2 separate regions of the Homo sapiens genome follow, and region 2 is linked to region 1. A link is an interaction called in ENCODE POLR2A ChIA-PET data of the cell type or tissue named here. Cell type or tissue: MCF 10A. All regions are shown on one strand. Links, peaks and the distances in the headings refer to the core of each region. The heading gives the core; the rest is flanking DNA.

What was found. ChIA-PET counts read pairs that join two places held together with the same protein. Peaks named below come from ENCODE experiments on the same cell type or tissue, not always from the same donor. Only the 100,000 strongest peaks of a DNase experiment are listed, where the experiment ranks them.
Region 2: POLR2A ChIA-PET joins it to region 1 with 42 read pairs; 7 of 35 experiments call an interaction of 5 or more read pairs at or near these places.

What each region holds. Positions count from the first base shown.
Region 1 is chr1:152,107,317-152,112,673 of GRCh38, forward strand. TCHH (trichohyalin) reads right to left here. Exons shown (of 3, transcript NM_007113.4): 3 at 1-5,357. The coding sequence ends at 69. Among named protein-coding and RNA genes, the nearest start is that of TCHH, 5.4 kb to the right of the region's middle. In MCF 10A, for the core only: no CTCF peak of the experiment used is centred there; DNase peaks (open chromatin) are centred at 3,175, 3,405 and 3,705.
Region 2 is chr1:152,180,466-152,185,822 of GRCh38, forward strand. No RefSeq gene overlaps it. Among named protein-coding and RNA genes, the nearest start is that of CCDST, 6.2 kb to the right of the region's middle. In MCF 10A, for the core only: a CTCF peak has its summit at 2,158 (motif pointing left); DNase peaks (open chromatin) are centred at 2,156 and 2,726.

The DNA of each region.
Region 1 (5,357 bases), core at 126-5,125:
GGTACCCAGTGTTTCTCATTTTCCCGTGCTCGAAGCTTTGGCAGGTGTCAAGATATTGGCAACATCACTTAAGGGCGGTATTGAGATCTCTGCTCTTGGATGTACTCATAGAGAGGGCTGGAGCGCACTGGGACACTGGCAAACTGATGAGTGCCGGGCTCCAGAAGCCGCCCATGGCCCTTCCCTTCTTGGGATTTTATCTCCCCGACTTGGCGGTGCCTCTGTTCCTCCTTCTGCTGGCGGCGGATGTGTTCTTCCCGTAATTTCCTTTCCCGTTCCTGGCGACGTTTCTGCTCCTCTTCTTGCCATAGTTCTTGTTCCTCACGACGACTCTTCTCCTGCGTGGCAAACTGCTCCTCCGCCCGGTACTGCCGGTCTCGCTCCTGCCGCAGCCTCTGCTCTTGTTCCTCAAGTTGGAGCTGCTCTTCTTCCCAGCGATACTTTCCGTCACGCTGTTGGGGGCGCAGCTGCTGTTCTTCCCTCTCCTGGCGTAGCTGTTCCTCCTCGCGGAATTTTCTGTCAGACTCTTGGCTGCGCAGCTGCTGTTCCTCCCTCTCCTGGCGGAGCTGTTCCTCCTCGCGGAATTTTCTGTCGCGCTCCTGGCGGCGCAGCTGCTGTTCTTCCCTTTCCGGACGGAGCTGCTCTTCCTCTAGGATTTTTCTGTAGCGTTCTTGGCGGCGCAGCTGCTCTTGCTCCGTTTCTTGGCGCAGCTGTTCCTCCTCACGGAATTTTCTCTCCAGTTCCTGGCGGCGCAGCTGCTGTTCCTCCTGGAGGAATTTTCTCTCTCGTTCCTGACGGCGGAGCTGCTGTTCCTCTTCGCGGAATTTTCTGTCACGCTCTTGGCGGCGCAGCTGCTGTTCCTCCCCTTCCTGGAGCAGCTGTTCCTCTTCACGGAATTTTCTGTCGCGGTCGTGACGCAGCTGTTGTTCGCGCTCCTGGCGGCGCAGCTGCGGTTCCTCCTCGAGGAATTTTCTGTCACGCTCTTGGCGGTGCAGCTGCTGTTCTTCCCTTTCCTGGAGCAGCTGTTCGTCTTCGCGGAATTTTCTGTCGCGCTCCTGGCGCAGCTGTTGTTGGCCCTCCTGGCGGCGCAGCTGCTGTTCGTCCTCCATGAATTTTCTCTCTTGTTCCTGGCGGCGCACTTTCTGTTCCTCTAAACGGAATTTTCTGTCACGCTCTTGGCGGCTCAGCTGCTGTTCCTCCCTCTCCTGGCGCAGCTGTTCCTCCTCGCGGAATTTTCTGTCACGGTCCTGACGCCGCTGTTGCCCGCGCTCCTGGCGGCGCAGCTGCTGTTCCTCCTGGAGGAATTTTCTCTGCCGTTGCTGGCGGTGCAGCTGCTGTTCCTCCTCGAGGAATTTTCTCTCTGGTTCCTGACTGCGCAGTTCCTGTTCGCGGAATTTTCTGTCACGCTCTTGGCGGCGCAGCTGTTGTTCCTCCTCCAGGAATTTTCTGTCACGCTCTTGGCGGTGCAGCTGCTGTTCTTCCCTTTCCTGGAGCAGCTGTTCCTCTTCGCGGAATTTTCTGTGACGCTCCTGGCGCAGCTGCTGTTCCTCCTCCAGGAATTTTCTCTCTCGTTCCTGGCGGCGCACCTGCTGTTCCTCTTCACGGAATTTTCTGTCACGCTCTTGGCGGCTCAGCTGCTGTTCCTCCTCGCGGAATTTTCTGTCGCGGTCCTGACGCAGCTGTTGCTCGCGCTCCTGGCAGCGCAGCTGCTGTTCCTCCTTAAGGAATTTTCTCTCCCGTTCCTGGCGGCGCAGCCGCTGTTCCTCCTCGAGGAATTTTCTCCCTTGTTCCTGATGGCGCAGTTCCTCTTCGCGGAATTTTCTGTCACGCTCTTGGCGGCGCAGCGGCTGTTCCTCCCTTTCCTGGAGCAGCTGTTCCTCCTCGCGGAATTTTCTGTCTGTCTCTTGACGGCGTCTCTTCTCTTCTCTTTCCTCTCTCAGCAACTGCTTTTCCTCTTGGGACTTCCTGTCGCGCCTTTTGGCTTCCTTTTGCTCTTCTCGCTCCAGCTGTTCTTCCTCTGGGAAATGCCTGTCGCGCTGCTGCCAGCGCCTCCTCTCTTGCTCACGATCTCGCTCTTGCTGTTCACCCAGCAGGTGCTGCAGATCTTGCTGGGATTGTCTGTCGCGCAGCTGGGAATCTTCCAACTGCCGGAACTGTTCATTCTCTCTGCCTTTGCAGTAAACCTTGTTATCACGAACTGCATTTTCTTTTTCTGGTTCCCACTGCCATTTCAGATCACTGCGCTGATCCTCATCCCGGTATCGCTGCTTCCTTTTCTGGCGCTGAAGCTCTTCCTCCTCCCGATACTGCCTCTCCCGCTCCTGGCGCCTTTTCTCCTGTTCCTCTCTCAGCAGCTGCTCTTCCTCCTGCTGCAGCTCCTCTTCCTCGCGGTATTGCCTCTCCAGCTCCTGGCGCCTTCTCTTCTCCGGTTCCTCTCTCAGCAGCTGCTCTTCCTCCTGCTGCACCTCCTCTTCCTCCCGATATTGCCTCTCCAGCTCCTGGCGCCTTCTCTTCTCCCGTTCCTCTCTCAGCAGCTGCTCTTCCTCCTGCTGCAGCTCCTCTTCCTCCCGACATTGCCTCTCCCGCTCCTGGCGCCTTCTCTTCTCCGGTTCCTCTCTCAGCAGCTGCTCTTCCTCCTGCTGCAGCTCCTCTTCCTTCCGATATTGCCTCTCCAGCTCCTGGCGCCTTCTCGTCTCCCGTTCCTCTCCCAGCAGCTGCTCTTCCTCCTGCTGCAGCTCCTCTTCCTCCCGATATTGCCTCTCCCGCTCCTGGAGTCTTCTTTTCTCCCGTTCCTCTCTCAGCAGCTGCTCTTCTTCCTGCTGCAGCTCGTCTTTTTTGCGGTACTGCCTCTCCCACTCCTGGCGCCTTCTCTTCTCCCGTTCCTCTCTCAGCAGCTGCTCTTCCTCCTGCTGCAACTCCTCTTCCTCGCGGTATTTTTTCTCCCGCTCCTGGCGCCTTCTCTTCTCCGGTTCCTCTCCCAGCAGCTGCTCTTCCTTCTGCTGCAGCTTCTTATCCTTCCGATATTGCCTTTCCCGCTCCTGGCGTCTTCTTTTCTCCCGTTCCTCTCTCAGCAGCTGCTCTTCCTCCTGCTGCAGCTGCTCTTCCTCGCGGTATTGTCTCTCCTGTTCTTGGCGCCTTCTCTTCTCGCGCTCCTCTCTCTGTAGCTCCTCCTCCTCCTCCTGCAGCAGCTGCTGTTCCTTCCTCAGCTGCTCTTGTAGGGCTGGCTTGGCGTACAGCGTGTGGCGGCGTCTCTTCCTTTCTTCTTCTAGTTGCCACCTCCATTTTTGGTCGCGGCGCTGCTCCTGGCTTCGCCTCCTCTCCTGATCCTCCTGGAGGCCGTCCTCCTCCTCCTGGAGCTGTTGGGCACGCTCCCGCCGCTGGAGCTGCTCCTCTTCCTCCAGGAACTGCAGCTCTTTCTCCCTCTCGCGTCGCTGGCGGCGCCGCTGCTCCTTCTCCTCCTCCTCCGGGAGAAACCGTTGTTCCCGCTGCTGGCGCTCCTCGGCCCTCAGCTGCCTCTCCCGCTGCTCCCGCAATGGGGGCCTGGCCGACAGCCTCTGACGGCCCCTCTCGCTCTTTTCCTCCGCCTGCCACTGCCATGTGAAGTCCCGGCGCTGCTCCTCTTCCTGCTGCTGCCGGTGAGCCCGTTCCTCCTCCTGCCATTGCAGCTCACTCTCCCGGCGCCGCCTCTTTTCCTCCTGCTCTTGGCGGCGCCTCTGCCCTTCCTGCTTGCGGGGCCTCGAGTAGACTTTGCTTTGCCGTGCGTCGGCCTCGCTTTCTAGCTGCCACTGCCACTTCGGGATGCGGCTCTTAATCCGCTCCCGGGCCTGTTCCTGCTCCTCCTCAGCTAGCTCCTGCTCGCGCCTCTCTTCCTCATGCTCGCGCTTCAGCCGCTGCTCGAGCCTCTCTTCCTCCTCCTCGCGCTTCAGCCGCTGCTCGCGCCTTTCCTGCTGCTCGCGCCTTAGTTGCTGCTGGCGCCTCTCCTCCTGCTCCTCGCTCTTCAGCAGCTGCTGGCGCCTCTCTTCCTCCGGCTCCTCGCGCTTCAGCCGCTGCTCGCGCCTCTCCTCCTGCTCGAGTCTCTCCACCTCCTCGCGCTTCAGTCGCTGCTCGAGCCTCTCTTCCTGCTCGCGCTTCAGCCGCTGCTGGCGCCTCTCCTCCTCGCGCTTCAGCAGCTGATCGCGCCTCTCCTCCTGCTCGCGCTTCAGCCGCTGCTCTCGCCTCTCCTGCTCGAGCCTCTTCTCCTCCTCGCGCTTCAGCAGCTGCTCGCGCCTCTCCTCCTGCTCGCGTCTTAGTTGTTGCTCGCTCCTCAACCGCTGCTGGAGCCTCTCTTCCTCCTCCTGGCGCTTCAGCCGCTGCTCGCGCCTCTCCTCTTGCTCCCGCCTTAGTTGCTGCTCGCGCCTCTCCTGCTGCTCGCGCCTCTCCTCCTCCTCGAGCTTCAGCCAACGTTCGCGCCTCTCCTCCTCCTGGTCGCGCTTCAGCTGCTGCTTGCGCCTCTCCTGCTCGTGCCTCTCCGTCTCCTCCTCGCGCTTCAGCCAATCGCGCCTCTCCTCCTGCTCGCGCTTCAGCCGCTGCTCGCGCCTCTCCTGCTCGTGCTTCTGCTCGTGCCTCTCCTCCTCCTGCTCGCGCCTCAGCTGCTGCTCGCGCCTCAGCTGCTGCTCGCGCCTCAGCTGCTGCTCGCGCCTCAGCTGCTGCTCGCGCCTCAGCTGCTGCTCGCGCCTCAGCTGCTGCTCGCGCCTCAGCTGCTGCTCGCGCCTCAGCTGCTGCTCGCGCCTCAGCTGCTGCTCGCGCCTCTCCTCCTCCTGCTCGCGCCTCAGCTGCTGCTCGCGCCTCTCCTCCTCCTGCTCGCGCCTCAGCTGCTGCTCGCGCCTCTCCTCCTGCTCGCGCCTCAGCTGCTGCTCGCGCCTCTCCTCCTGCTGCTCGCGCCTCTCCTGCTGCTCGCGCCTCTCCTCCTGCTGCTCGCGCCTCTCCTCCTCCTGCTTGCGCCTTAGTTGCTGCTCGCGCCTCAGCCTTTGCTGCTGCTGCTCTTCCTCCTGGCGCTCCCTCCTCAGCTCTTGCCGCTCCAGCTTCCGTAGCTGCTCTTCTTCCTCCTGGAGCTCTCTTTGCCGCTGCGGCTCCTCTTCCTGCAACTTCTCTTCTTCCTTCCGGAGCACTGTCTCGCGCTTCCTCCACTCTTTCTCTTCTTCCTCCTGGAACACTCTGTCTTGCCGCTCTCGCCTTTGCTGCTGTTTCTCCTCGCGGCCCTTCCTCCTCAGCTCCAGCAGCTCCCGCCTTCGCAGTTGCTCTTCGTCTGGAAACTCCTCAGTTTCGTGACCTTTGCAACTCTGCAGCTGCTCTTCCTCTGCACGGCGCTCTTCCCGTTC
Region 2 (5,357 bases), core at 237-5,236, 73 kb after region 1:
TTTCACAGTTTTTCCTGGGGTCTTGCAAGACTTATATCACATGAAAACTTGTCCTTTTGTTCTCCTGGAGCATGGGAGAAACGAACTTGGAATCTTCCAGGTAATCTCAGTAACCGGTCTGCTGGCTGAACCTCTTGCAAGATGCAGGCCCACCTTGTCCTGCTCCTGCAGGGTGGCATCCGGCCTCTGCATGACCATTCAGTCTGATGGGAGACTGAATAAACTGTCCCACCCTGGGACAATTCTAGCCATGGGGTATATTCATCTGCTTGGAGCTACAATCTGCCTGGGACTTTTGCTTCTTGGTTCCCATTCTGCCTTCTAGAACAATGTAAATCAAGTCTCATGAATGCTTTCTCTGTGTGACATCAGGAAACAATAGGCCAGTCTCTTTCTTACACATCCTCATCTCAGTCTCTATAGCCTCTGTCATTTCAATCCTTTCTCACATAAGATCTCAAGAACATTCCCAATCCTGGCTGCCATCTCTGTATATGCTATAGCTTCTCAAATCCTCTCATAAAACATGGTACTCAGAACTGACTGGTACTCATTTGTTCATATGTTCATTTATTCAACATATATTTATGGAGCTTACTGCATCCCAAACCCTGGGCCAATTTCTATACAAGATCAGATTCAATTCCCGACTGTGGTGCTTAATTTAAGAATCAAATCATCACATGCAAAAATAATTACAAACTGTGATACATCCTGTGAAGAAGAAATGCAGCACATTTTTTTTGGGAGCTTCTTAACATTAGAAGTCAGCATTAAAGGAGAGCCTAGTGCTTCTGGCCTATGGAGACAGAACCCAGAGCTGCAGAAGCCCTAGAGGAGATTTAGGATGGCAAGTCCTGGGCTTTCAAGAGGGACCTAAGCACACTTTTTGACAACTCACTTCCAAAAAGTGAGGAGTTCCAGGTATTTTCAGATCTGGTGGATTATACCAGAGTCATTCTCTCACCTGTGGTCTCTCTGTCTCACCTCCTTTTCTTCTTATCTGTTGGGAAAGACACAGGGAGAGACAGGCCAAAGTTGCACAAGAAGTCTTGGGAAAGGTTTTGGAAGAGTTTTGAGCCATGGCTCCCTAGGTTCAGCCAGTTCTGGGGAATGCTATGTTTCGGAAAGCCTTTGTTTTTGTAGACATCAAGTGCTGATTCTCAGCAGAGGCAGGGCTACATCCCCTCTAATGTCTTTCCTTTGCCAGGATGGGCAAAGGCTGGCTCAGTCATCCCAGGCTGGCCTTCTGGCTATGCCTCCAAGCTCTGGATGTCCCCTCTGGCTGGGTGAATGGCAAAGGTCAGTGTGGCTCTTCCTGCTGGCCCTGGTGCAGCAACTGTCCTGGGTACAGGCTGGATGGCACATGCCACAGTGAAGTGAGGCCCTGCTCTGTAGAAACCTAGCCTCCTTCCCTTGTCTCATAAGTGACAAGAGACCATTCAATAGCTGCTATTGTTGCTACTCTTGTTTCTCTATTAACATCATTGCTGTCATTACTGCACACTGACTATTCTAATCACTAATAAGAGGAGTTTTATTTTACCCAGAAGCCTGATAGCTTACCCAGGTCAGAAATAGTCAGAGGCATTATAAAAGGGCTTGTCCTGATTGCTCTGCCTGTGGAGTAGTCATCGTTTTATTCCTTTACTTTCCTAAAGAACTTGTGTTCACTTTAAAAAAACAAGAAACAAACAAGGGATTGTCCTGAAGACTAAGGACCCCTCGAGTGACACAGCCAGAGCCAGTGACAGGGTTCTGACCTTCTAGAAAACGAGGCACATTGGGATGATAAGGCTGAATGGTCTCCATCATAGACTTAAATGGAGTTTAATCCCCATCCATGTGGTGGACCAGGGAGGAAGGGGCCCACTCCCAATATTCTCTTTTGCTCTAGGCACTAAAGACCAGGATTTGGAGTGTGACCTCATTATTAAAAGGCAAGGAGTATATAAGGCCCAAAGAACTTGAGATCTGGGCCAACAAAAAAAGAGGCAAAAAGTCTGGAAGAGAACACAAGAATAGGAGTCCTCTTTGAGGCTAATCTGAAGTCACACATTATGAAGGTGACTTGTTTTCCCTGCTTGCTTTACCGAAAACCTTCCAAGAAGTAATTTCTCCAGCTATGCTTTGGGGACAGTTGAATGAGTCTATAGTGCCTCCTTGAGGAAGCACCTGGAAACAACCACCCTGAAATGAAATCAGTGTAGATTCATCTGTAGGCTTGGAAATTATAGTAAGTGATAAGCACTTGTTAACATGTTGTTGGGGGATGTTGGGGTAACAAGGACTAACAAAAAAGTCACCACGCTGTTTTTCAAAAAGGAGAGTGAAACATGTTTATTTCCCTTAGCAGTATTCAGGGAAAGGACATTCTGGTTCTTTAATTTAAAATATCTCTGAAAGTGAAAAATTCTCTGTCCTGACCCTCTGTTCCCCTGTAAACTTCTGATACATGGTGTAGACATCTGCGTGATCTTGTGCATTATGACAGGCACATCACAGTGTCCCGGACGGATGATGAGGCCCAGTGTCTATTACATGTGAATATTGGTGTCTGGCTTGCCAGGGGATGCTGAGTGTGGCTAGTGTGAGTCAGCATCCTGGAGCCCTGAGTCCCCTGGGTGAACCCATGGGCTGGCTCCTCAGCAATCAGCTTACCAGTGGAATAAACTCAGGTCAGATTATTCCACTGAAATGGCAGCTAGTTTGTATGCTAGCTTTGCAGCTTTCTGGGTGAACCAACTCTAGCTTCAAGTTGCTACAAGTTCACTGTTACATTTGGCATTGTGTTAAGGAATCAGGCACCACTGAGTACTTGTAAGAGGAATGTTGTAATAAGTGTCAGAAAAACTGGGCTCACATCCCAGTCCTTTCACTGATCAGCCATATATTGTTGGGCAGATCACTTTACCTCTATATTTTCTAGTTTTCTCAAATACACAACAGCTAGGGGTGGGAAGAAAAAAAGAGGACATCGTTCCCATTCAAGTCTAACAATCTTGGCACTAAGGTGCCTTGGGCATGGTCTTGGCAGTGCCTTGGGAGTCAAAGGAGATTACCCATTTCTCCATACTAATCACAGGCTCATGGAGTTGCTCTGGAATTTGGCATTTCCAGTGTGTTTTGCTCTAGGCCCTTCCCCTGTGGTCTTCATTTTATGCCAAGTTTCATCTCCTACCATTATGACCAAAAGTGTAAATAAAAACGTATAGTTGCTCACCAGTTCCTAAAGAGACCCCTTTGCAGAGGTGTCTGAGATTTTTATTTCTCAGATCAGGGCCTAAGCTATGAAGGAAGTGAGTGGGAAGAGCCCCTATGTTAGAGACAAGGTGACAAAATAGCTGGCGAAGCTATTACCAGAGTAATTGGACCCGCAGGCTGGGTAGATTTGTGTTTGGTTGCTTTTTAGTTGTGACCTGGCATAGAAGGCAGTTCAGCACCTTGCTCAGAGCTGATACTCAGTGAAGATGTGTTGAACTGAGACCAGGGCAGCAGAATTGGCAAGATCATGTGCTCCCAGGGCATAAACCTACTTCAGGGTTGTATGTTTGTGTCTCCCCCAATGGTGGTGAAGCTGCTGTACTGTCATTGAACTGTGTATGGAGTAGGCACTTAATGGCTTCTAAAGTGGGCCTGGGGCCTGATGGTGTTCTGACTGCCTTCTATAGGAAGTGTAGGCTCCTAGGCTTTTTGACTGGACTGGCCTGAAAGTGGCAAGGTGGGAGGCAGGCTCCTATGGAACAAGATGGGACTGGTCCTGTCCTGGGAGGCTTGGTGCAAAGGACAATGGAAGCCAGCGTCTGGGAGGCCAGTGACTTATTGAATGATGTACACCAATAAGACCAGACAGAGGTACAGGAAGAATCTTCTCCAAGAGTCCTCACTGGTGCAGAGTGCTTTAGCACAGATGACTCCAGATGCCATTGCCTTTGAGCTGTCCTTGAGCTCATCTCGGGAACTCCTTTAGGAGGACTCTGAGTCTTAGGTATGAAGCTCTGTTTTTGTTCATTCAATGCAGGGAGATGGAAAAAAAGAGGAAACATGGGAACGATGGAGATGGGAGGGAAAGGGGAAGTAAGAGGAGAGAGCAAAAGGGGCAAAGAGGGGAGCAGAGAGATGGGGAGAGAGAGAGAAAGGTGGAGGGAAAGCAAGGGGAAGAGAAGAGATGAGAAGGGGATCTGATGACACCCTAGGGCAGCTATAGAGTCAGGGGAGGTCCAGGCTATGGAGGTTTCTGTACCCATGTCTCCCTTTGCTTTCTTAGTTTTGTTCAGCCTGAGCCTCATCCCAAGATCCAGGGTCCTGTGCCATGGATTATACCACCCATGTGTGTCTACACCCAGAGCCCGTATTGCCACTGAGGAGACAGACATATGCCATTTTTCAAAGTAGGAGCTCCTTAGGGTAGGGGGCAATGATCTAACATGAACATAAAATCCCACATACAGAATCCACACAAGCCTCTCAAATTTGTCACCACTGGGGCAAATTCAACAAGCATTCACTGTGTAAGCTGCCATGTGTAGTGCTGGGAGGAAAGCCAGAGTTCCTCCCTCAAGGAACTTATGATTTAGTGGTGGTGGGGTAGTGTGCCCTTGTGTAAGCAAGAGAAATACATAGGTGTAGTGCAAGTGTGAACATTCTTTGTGTCTAATGATGGACTCCATGCTATAAGTACTCAGTGTTTACCAAGAAGAAAGATGCATATAGTTACCTCTAGGTTTGTTAACAGCTAGATCTAAGACAGGGAAGAGAGGATGTTTGCATTTGGGATCCCTGCTCTGCACTGAATGCTGCCCAAACTACTTCTGTGCTCACCAGGAGAGGACCATTAAAGGCAAAGGGAAGAAATACATCTGGGCTTGCTGGTCTAAGCTGAGAATTTCAGGGCTGACATCTGAAGGCAGAGCCAAGAAAAACTTCTAAGCAGTGAAAAACGCCAAACCCTGGGCTTGAGCTTCAGGGAGACTGAGGGGCAATTTAAATCTCTTTTCTGGTGGAGTAGAGGATCCTTTTATGGTTGGGATGGCTCGTGTTATCCTTCAAGGAGGCAGAGGTATGATGGTATGTCAGGTTCCTCCTGGGCCTGATTCTTTCTTTGAAATTTGCTTCTTCTATCCCTGAGGCACTTTGGAGTTGAGACTGAATAATAACCAGCCACACAAACCTGGGTTCTACCACAGAGTTCATCGTTAACAAACCGCGTGCCCTTGGGCTGGTAACTTCTTTCTCAGTTAAAGTACCCATCTGTTGACTTAGGAGCCAGAGGGTGTGTGAGTGTCTGTAGACACCTGGTGGCAGTTTGGAGGAATTACGTTCAGTATCATCAGGGAGCAAATCCCTGTGCATGCTGT